Linked DNA regions of Homo sapiens: region 1 is linked to region 2. The links are chromatin contacts, found by Hi-C or POLR2A ChIA-PET in ENCODE. All regions are on one chromosome and are shown on one strand. The core of a region is the stretch at or near the end of the contact, and the rest is flanking DNA. Distances in the headings are between cores, read along the strand shown. Region 1 has its middle 13 kb from the start of FILNC1. Region 2 has its middle 35 kb from the start of LINC01625.

Region 1 (4,816 bases), core at 483-2,982, 250 kb before region 2:
TTAAAAAGCTCTGCCTAGCCTTGACCGTCTGAGGAATATATTTTTCTTTTGGTAAAGCAAAAGGATCTTTGTGATTCTTTTCCTTTTTTAATATGTGTGCTTCAAATGAAATGAACTTTAATGACATACATTCTAACACTCTCATTTAGGGCAGGGGATCACAGGGAGGTGAAGAGCGAGCAGTAAAAGTTGACGAAAAGCTCAGAAATGTGTCAGGCCCTCTCTTGTCATTATCATTGTCATTTCCATCATTAGCTCTACTCAGCTATAAAATAGTGAATGGTGTCTGTCTTCTCTTGAGGGACTGGGTAGGCAGTTCCCCTAAAAAGGGTTGTGTTCTGAAGTTTAAGTATGGTGAAAACAGAGATGAAGCCATAACAATCTTAAGGTGAAAGGCTGAAGAGATAAAGAAATCTTTATGTTTGTTTCCAATTAATAACATAAGGTATTGTTATTGTAAAAGTCTTGAAGAGTTGTGAAAATGAGGACGATGTAAAAAACAAAAAGCCCCTGAAATTCTACTCCAAGAAATGACCACTAATCAGTCTATTCCTTCGTGAACTTTCTTACATGCATCCTACACACACACACACACACCCCCCCTACACAAAGACACACATATACTTTTTTTAAAAATAAAGATGTAGTTACATTAAGCTGTGTGTCTCAGCTTGCTTTTGCATAATTGTCATTATAAACAAGGACAAGATTTGTGTTTGATGGATAAAACTGCCACATCCTTTTAATGTCTGCCCAATATTTCCCCAAAGGGATGGAAAATAATTTTTTAATCCAATTCTTATTGACAAACTTTCATGATGTTTCTAATATATCACTATTACAATCACTTGGGTGAATATTTCTGGAGAATAAATTTATAAAAACAGAACTATGGAGGGAGAAGTTTAAAACTTTGCTACATAGTTCCAAGTTACTGCCCAAAAAGTTGTAACAATTTATATCCCTGTCAGCAATATATGAGAAAGTACACTATTCCACATATTTTTAAGCTTTGCTAATCTGAAAGATAAAAATGTATCTAATTATTATTTAAATTTACATTTTTAGCTGCACTGAGGTAATTTATACATTTACTTGGAATTTTTCCAGTACTAAATCATCTCACCGAAGAATACAGCGCAGTTTTGTATTTATTAAGTCCTCCTTCATGATTGTCAGGAAAGTTATTTTATTTTTCTGGTAGACGTCTTGCAAAGAGCTTATTAAATTTTGATGTATTATATACTTTTATCACTGATGAACTGGGATTGTTAAAAATTATATTACCAAGTAATTTTGCAAATATAAACCTATTGACATTTAAATTTATTTTATATCTAGCCACTTTCCTGAATTCTATTAGTTTTAGTACTAAAAGTTTCAGTTAGTTTTTTGTTTTGTTCTTAGGTAGACTATAATAATGCTGCAGGTAATAAATTTTGCCTTTATTTTCCAATAAATACGATGTAATCATAATGGTCATCCTCGTCTAATTTTGGAATTCAGTGATAAACTGTCTAGTTTTTCACTGCTTATGATAGTGTTTTATTTTATCATCTGTTTTGGGCCTTAGACCACTTTGAGAATCTCAACAAATCTTTCTTTCAAAGCACATGTGCTGCACAAACAAGCAAAATTTTCATATATTTTTAGTTGATTCATACACCCCTTGAGACCGATGAACCCACTCACACAAAAACACACCACGGAACAGACTCAGCTGACATAACTAAAGTTGCTTCAACGGGACTGGCCAAAAAGAACATTTCCAAGTAGGTGAAGGGTGTCAACTTAATGCAGCAAGCATTTGTCCAGTTCTCTTTCATCAGGGGTTCTAGTTACCCAACAGAAGGGTTAGCTTTCCAGTGCAATTAAAAACAGACATTCTGCAAGGCAATGGCTGTAAACTCTCTTTGAATTACTCTCAGTCTATCCAGAAAGAGAGGCAGATAAGTAAACAGAGCAACATGAAAGTGATATTAAAGATGTGTGTGTTCTGGATGACAGCATACCTAGATACTGCCTTTCATCAACTGCAAGATGTTTAACAGAGAATGTGTCTTTTGGAGTGAGACTAAAAAAATGATATTGAAGACATAAAGACATTCAAAAAAAAAGCAAAGGTAGTTTGGGCTGATATATTTTTAGAATGATAGGTAGTCCCTTGAGCTTGGAACACAGAAAAAGTGCAAAGATTTTCGGTGCACTGTTGGAAATGACTTTGTTTTTATGGTATCCTCAGCCAAAATAACATAGTGTTACAAATCTTGCAAAATAAAGATTCCTCAGAAACCTCACACAAATTGCATAACTCTTCAACTATTTTGTTTCAGGGTAGGAACCTCATAGATATTCTCAGTCTTACCATTGACTTACCAATTTAATCCTTTTGTTCCTTTCTTATTTAACTGATCCAGAATATTATGGCCTGCTGAAAATGCCTGATAGCTCTCTTTGTCTGGTACCAATTTCAGAAACTTCTGGATGAATGCACAGTGGGAGTTGTTAGCAGTGGCTGGAAATTTAGTGTGAAAAAGCCAGGTTTGGGAGATTTACCAAGAAATATCAATAATCTACTTTACATCCATACATAGGAAAGTATATGTCTCTTGGGAATATTAACTCATCTTCTATTTACCGCAGTTAAGCTCCTTGGATGGTTTGTCCATGAACTGCATGCCTCTTTTCCCATTGTTTCTGTCAATTCATTCTCTTTCTTGTCTCAGTCCCTTCTATATTAAGATTTCCTCCATGCTTTTCCCCCATCTTCACTATTTCCAAGCAATCTTCAGAACTAGTCATCAGATCAGTTTGCACACCAAAAATCTTCCATATTTTGTTTGTCCTCCACTCTCAATTGAATCAGAATATGGAGGGTGGGGTGTGGCAGAGAGGGGTTTGTGGCAGACATCGGTACTTTTTAAAGGCTCCTCAAAAACGAATCTCATGAACAGCCACCACTGAGAATCACTGGAACCAACAGCATCCCTCATTAAATCCTCATTGTACCCCTCACTACTTAGTTCCCTCGTTCTGCCACCTGTTTCCAAATAGGCTTTGAGTCTCCCTTTTTCTAGTAAACAGTCAATAGCTGCATTCTGCTGTAGAAATGACCACTATTACACCAGATTTTCTTATATTATGAATGCCCATGAGTTTTCACAATTAAGATGCTGAAAGCATATGTGAAAAAGAAAAACATCTTCAATGGAAATATAGTTTCCCGTGTTTTTTTCCCCTCCTTTATCTCCCCAGTGTAAAATTACTGAGCTCTCTTTGTGCCTTGTCCATTCGTCATTTGTTACTTCACCCTAATTTATGAATTCATGTGATGGGCAACATATTTATATAGTATGATTACAATGGCACTGATACAGGAATTTTGATGCTCAAAGCATATTAAGAAAAGAAAAAAGTAACAATAATGATGAGGAATTCCTAAAAGAATTCCTCAGGTCTTTAGAAAATGATTATGTGTAAAATATTTCCTAAAGTATTCCATCTTATAACTGCTAAGATACTCTACTGTGAATGCAAAGCACATCTATTTGATTATTTTCTTTTCCTCGTGTCCTTAGTTGTATCTGTATCCTTTAAATCAGTGTTGCTTTAGTAAACTCTTTGTTAGTATTTGCCAAATTATCCTTGGATTCAGCTACCTTCCATTGTGTTATTATTGTAGTCATATCCTCAAAGTGTATTTGTAATACATTTTTCACAGATGATCCTAAAACAAGCTGTAATTAAGTATATAATTATAGCATATATAGTAGAAGGATTATTTTTTTTAAAAAATGCCAAGTAGCTTGTAAGGCCTCTGGAGAATTCTGAAATACACAAAACAAAAGCCATCATAAACTTGCTCCTTTTTTTTTTTTTCAAGACTGGCTCCTTTTAGTTCTGCTGTCTCCTGATTCCTCATTCACGAAGTGTCACACAGTAGATGATCACTGGATTCATGATACATGTGATGGCAGAGTCGATCTTTTTTTTTTTTTTTTTTCTGGATTGTGTTTTGCTCTTGCTGCCCAGGCTGGAGTACAATGGCATGATCTTAGCTCACCGCAACCTCTGCCTCCCGGGTTCAAGTGATTCTCCTGTCTCAGCCTCCCGACTAGCTGGGATTACAGGCATGTGCTAACACGCCTGGCTAATCTTTTGTATTTTTAGTAGAGATGGGGTTTCTCCAGGTTGGTTAGGCTGTCTCGAGCTCTTGACATCAGGTGATCTGCCTGCCTCGGCCTCCCAAAGTGCTGGAATTACAGGTGTGAGCCACTGCACCCGGCCTGAGTCAAACTTGTATGTGTTGACTTTATCAGGCTATATTTCTCTTACTACATTAATAATTTCATTGAATAAGTTCCAGTTAAGTGATAGTGCTTTAAGGGCAATACATTTCCCCAAACCAAAATGTCATATTTATACTTTAAAGTAATTTAAAACAATTAAATATTATAGTCAGTCAGAAACAATTTTTCTAATCTCAATTGATATCATGCCTACAAATAGCATAAATTTATTTCCATGCAAAAGCTCTTCAATCCTGTACTAAAAACAAAAACCTGAGCTCTATTTTTGGCTTAGCATTAATTTCCTGCTGTAAGTCTTCCAGTTTCCACGTTTATGAAACCAGCAAACTAGAGAAAAATAAACGGTTGTGTCCTTGAAGCCTAAGGACCTCAGGAATTAACGAGTTAATAATTTACACACTGCACATGTTCCTTAGGGGGAAATAGCCTTCATAACACACCACAAGTATAAAGTTAAAATAACTAAGGATGATAGAAGCAGTGAACTCCATTTATTGTGTGATGTG
Region 2 (4,804 bases), core at 372-2,871:
AGGGGCGCGATCTTGGCTCACTTCAAGCTCTGCCTCCCAGGTTCACGCCATTCTCCTGCCTCAGCCTCCCTAGTAGCTGGGACTACCGGTGCCCGCCATCACGCCCAGCTACTTTTTTGTATTTTTCAGTAGAGACAGGGTTTCACTGTGTTAGCCAGGATGGTCTCGATCTCATGACCTCGTGATCAGCCCTCCTCGGCCTCCCAAAGTGCTGGGATTACAGGCATGAGCCTCCACGCCCAGCAGCTAGACCTTTTTAGTAACCAGGAAAATAATACTAAATAAACAAATTACCATTTCATGTCCACTGAATTGGCAAGAATTTAAAAGTCTGACTATCTCAGATGTTGGAGAGAATGTGGAGCAATGAAAACTATGATCCACTGTTGGTGAGAGTGGGAACTGGCTCATTGATTTTGGAAAACGATTTAGCATTATGTAGTAAAGTTACAGATGCATATATCGCACTATCCAGCAATTCCACTTTCTATATCCTCTAGAAAGCCTTGCTTGTGAACAGCGGGAGACATCCACAAGAATGTTCCTGATAGTTTGGAAACAACCTGGCTGTCAGTGGTAAGGGGAGTAAATAGATAACTTGTGGTCTATTTATACAATTGAATACTCTGCATCAGAGAATCAACTACATGCATATGAATGAATCTCACAAATAAAATTCTGAACAAACAAGGCCAATCACAGAAGGCATAAAATAGTATACCTTTCATATAAAGTTCAAATACTTGTAAAACTAATACTATTTTGTTAGGGATTCATATATATAAGGAGTATATATGTGTATGTGTGTGTGTATCTCTGTCTACCTATATCTATATGTAGTAAAACTTATTGAAAAGGATGAGAATAATAAACACAAAAAGTCTGGACAGTTGTTATCTCTGAAGTGAAGGAGTGTGAGAAATAACTCATATGAGTGCCAAAGGCATTAGAAAAGTTTTCTTTCTTATACTAGGTGATAAAAACAGGGATATAAATTTTACTGTTATCATTTATACTTACTTCATATTTATTATTTTATATGTATGAAATATTTCATAATTTTTAGAAGCCAAAAGAGAAATATATATAAATTCTTATTATCGAATAACTTTTGCAGAAACTAAGTTTATTTGGATAAAGATTAAAAATGTGTAACACACACTATTTAGCACTCTTCGGGCAACATAAGGTGAAAGACGTGTTGACCCGGCATGGGTTTAGAGCATTCCTAACACAGCGCACATTCAGCATAGCTGTAAAATTGTTGCATCGATACTAATCACTGGTCTTACTGCTCTGTTTTGTGTTTAAGATTGAGCCTTTTAGAAACTGCCCCACCCAGAATGTTACACAGACTCTCCAAAACATGTTTTCCAAGTGCTCTGAGAGCTAAAGTTTATTTGGCATGTTGACAAATGATCCAATGAACATCAGGTCCAAAATATTCTGTGCTTTCTTTAAAAGACTCAGGTACAGGATTGCAGAAAGGGCACAGTTTTCTCCTTGGAATATGTTCGTATATGGATATTAAGGAGATGATCAAACAGAATCCTTTTTTATCTTTATTCCATGCCAAGTAGAGACCATAAAGTTTGGATCCTGGAATTTACTAAGGGCCAGTTAATGGGGCTCTGGCTGGCACCGTGTCTACTGTTCTCTCACTGCACCATTGCAGTGAGATCTTCATGCCTTCTTCTCTAGTAACACTCACCTCTGTTCCTATCACCAGCTGTTCCTGTCAACAGATCATTAGCAGCTATGTCAAGACCTTCTGACAATTGTCAGAGGGCCTGTATATATCTCACTCACTGATTGGCTCCATACGTATACTGGATAAAAGATAATTAATTCCCTTTTAGAGGAGACGATGAGCTCTTCTTTTCCTGATACATATTACTTCAAGGACTTCTTTTTTTAACTATTTGTGATATTCGTCTTTAAAATACAGTTACAAATATCTTATACACAGAATATAACTTTAATTGAATCTAAGAATGATCAGCACATCAGACTAACCTTGCTTATTTATCACTGCCATTTTATTTCTCATCTCAGAGCTGTGTAAGAGAGAGAACATACTCCAAACTACTGTGACAAATAACTAGAAACAAGATAAACAAGATAAACAACTAGTTTATTCTCATTTAAATGGCCTTTTTCCGGAGAATATTCAAAAGCCCTCATATAATCTTACCACTCATAGCAAACTGCTTTTTAAAACTCTCCCTCCGTTGTCAATTGTCATTTCTTACTGATGTCAGTGGATCTACGTCCTGTTACCACTTGCTCTACTCTACACATTTCCCTTGGGTGATTAAACTGATGCTATCTTCTGCAAAGCAAAATTCAAGGATTTTGTGACAGCTGTTACTGACCTACGGCTAGTGTTAGTTCAAATCTGAGATTGTGGCTGTATTTCTGGTAGTTAAGATGACTATCCCAAAGACTGGAAAGGGTGTGGAGCAATGGAAACTATGATTTATTTAGAGAAATGTAACCTCTAAATAAATGGGGTAGGCCAGGCATAGTGGCCCATGCCTATGATCCCAACACTTTAGGAGGCTGAGGCAGGAGGATTACTTGAGCCCAGGAATTCAAAAACAGCCTGGGCAACATAGCAAGACCCCATCTCTACGAAAAATTTTAAAATTAGCCAGGGGTGATCGCATGCACCTGTAGTCCCAGCTACTCAGGAGGTTGCAGCTACAGTGAGCTAGGGTTGCACCGCTGCACTCCAGGTTGGGCAGCAGAGTGAGACCTTGTCTCTAAAAATATAAATAAATGAATAAATAAAGTAAAACAAAGCCCTGTTCCAATAAAATTTCTGTGATAGTAGAACTTTGGTGGAAGTTTAAAGAATGATGCAGAATATTATATCTCATAATACAGAATATTCATGAAAGTTTCTATATGATAACTTTTTAATGGTATAATGCAAAGAAAAAATGACAAAAGCATAAAATCAGAACAGATGTATAGCATTAATTCAAGGCTAAGTAGAACATATTTTTGTGGTCACATAGACCATTGACTGGTGAATATGAAGTTCAAGCCCTCTCTTTTCCAATTTTTCCATTAGTTAAATGGGGACAATAACTCCATTCACCTCCTAAGGGTGCTGGAAGCATTCGTGAAGCAATGTTTATGAAGCACTCAAAGTTCTTTCAATGAAAGATTCTATGTAAACACAACCTTGTACTATTCTATCCAACCATAACCACACTCTGCTTGTTGAAAACTCCACCTTTATACCCCAAAAAGGAGAAGTCACATTTCTAATACTATACTATTTGTAGTTAGCTTGCTCTGAGAAATCGGATCATATAAATAGATGGATAAAATTAAAACTATATCTTGAGGTATATGATATATCAATTTATTTCTCTCTCCACAGATTGCCTATGTAAATATTATTTTTAACACCAAGAGCTTATTTTTAATTAGTGACCCATTTTCACTGTTTCTAATTGAAGTGTTATGGGCAATATCAAACATCAATCAAAAGTGCTTTGGAAAGCACCACTGTTCTCATTTGACTTGACTGAAAAGAAGATATTAGTTACTGAAATGAGGCTAAGGTACATGGAAAAAGAGAAGCTACATCTTGATAAGAGTGAAGCTGCCTGTATAGAATAAGGAAGCTAAAACCGGTGTCGCCTCCACTGTAGGATGGAAAAAAAGACTTATGGTTTGTTCCAGATTATTGCCCCACAGCTGTGTTTTGAATTACACCATGGATTTGATGTCACATCATCTGATTACATGTGCCAGGGTTCTCCTCTCCACCCTCAGGAATTCCTGACTATTCCTGCCTATGTCTCACAGGATATGGCCATTCCCTTATGGGGGCACATTCCATCTTTAGTTTTAGAACCTTATTTAAGGAATCCTCAAAGATCTTCCAATGAAAATTGTGCCGGGAAAGAACATAAATGATTTCATTAAAAAAACCATAGTTAAATATTTATTTACATATGAAACCCTCCTATACCAAACTTGAAAAGCTAGAAAGACAGAAAGCATTCACAAAAATGTCAAACAAATTGGCAGCTTGTATTCAATTGAATTTATTAATGATTTATTGAACTCCAGGATTAAGGATGATGCTTCTTGTTTCAAGTGATACAAAGATGATTGAGGTAAAATCTTGCTCTCACAGTTACATTCTATCAGTGCAGGTGAAAGGATAGGGAAGAGAGGTAAAATGGTGAAATTGACACACAGTAAATATAATCAATAGATACCAAGGAGAAGTACAAACTGCATTGGGATAACTAATGAAGAAGAGATGACATTGGGTTGAGGTACGAGGAAAATCTGCATGGAGAATGTATGGGTTTTAAATTTTTATTTTATTTTTAATTTTTTTGGTCACATAGTAGGGATATATATTTATGGGGTACATAAGATACATTGATACAGGTATGCCAAGAATGAATATTGCTCTCACAATGGACCTTAAGCCTGGCCAGGAGCAGTGGCTCACGCCTGTAATCCCAGCACTTTGGGAGGCCGAGGTGGGTAGATCACAAGGTTAGGAGTTTGAGACCAGCCTGGCCAATACAGTGAAATCCCGTCTCTACTAAAAATACAAAAATTAGCTGGGTGTGGTGGGGGGCACCTGTAATCCCAGCTACTCGGAAGGCTGAGGCAGGAGAATCGCTTGAACCCAGGAGGCGGAGGTTGCAGTAAGCCGAGATCGCGCCACTGCACTCTAGCCTGGGCGACAGTGCGAGACTCCATCTAGAAAAAAAATGAAAAAGAAAAAGGAGAATGGACCTTGAAATATGGTTCAAATTTTATA

Evidence for each region. A loop is a pair of places that touch in the nucleus more often than their neighbours do. ChIA-PET counts read pairs that join two places held with the same protein, here RNA polymerase II (POLR2A). Pooled maps may share reads with other maps.
Region 1: a map of heart left ventricle shows a loop between it and region 2 (2.0-fold over the local background). The contact joins two enhancer-like sites. A Hi-C loop is called at or near these places in 1 of 168 maps with a recorded cell type or tissue (heart left ventricle) and 7 of 50 pooled maps. POLR2A ChIA-PET finds 5 or more read pairs at or near these places in 2 of 52 experiments (A673 and naive thymus-derived CD4-positive, alpha-beta T cell).

Annotation. Positions count from the first base shown.
Region 1 is chr6:139,755,432-139,760,247 of GRCh38, reverse strand. No RefSeq gene overlaps it. Among named protein-coding and RNA genes, the nearest start is that of FILNC1, 13 kb to the left of the region's middle. Within about 2 kb of position 1,732, at least 3 of the 41 ENCODE cell types and tissues checked have a DNase peak (open chromatin) inside an H3K27ac peak, as active enhancers do.
Region 2 is chr6:139,507,129-139,511,932 of GRCh38, reverse strand. No RefSeq gene overlaps it. Among named protein-coding and RNA genes, the nearest start is that of LINC01625, 35 kb to the right of the region's middle. Within about 2 kb of position 1,621, at least 2 of the 41 ENCODE cell types and tissues checked have a DNase peak (open chromatin) inside an H3K27ac peak, as active enhancers do.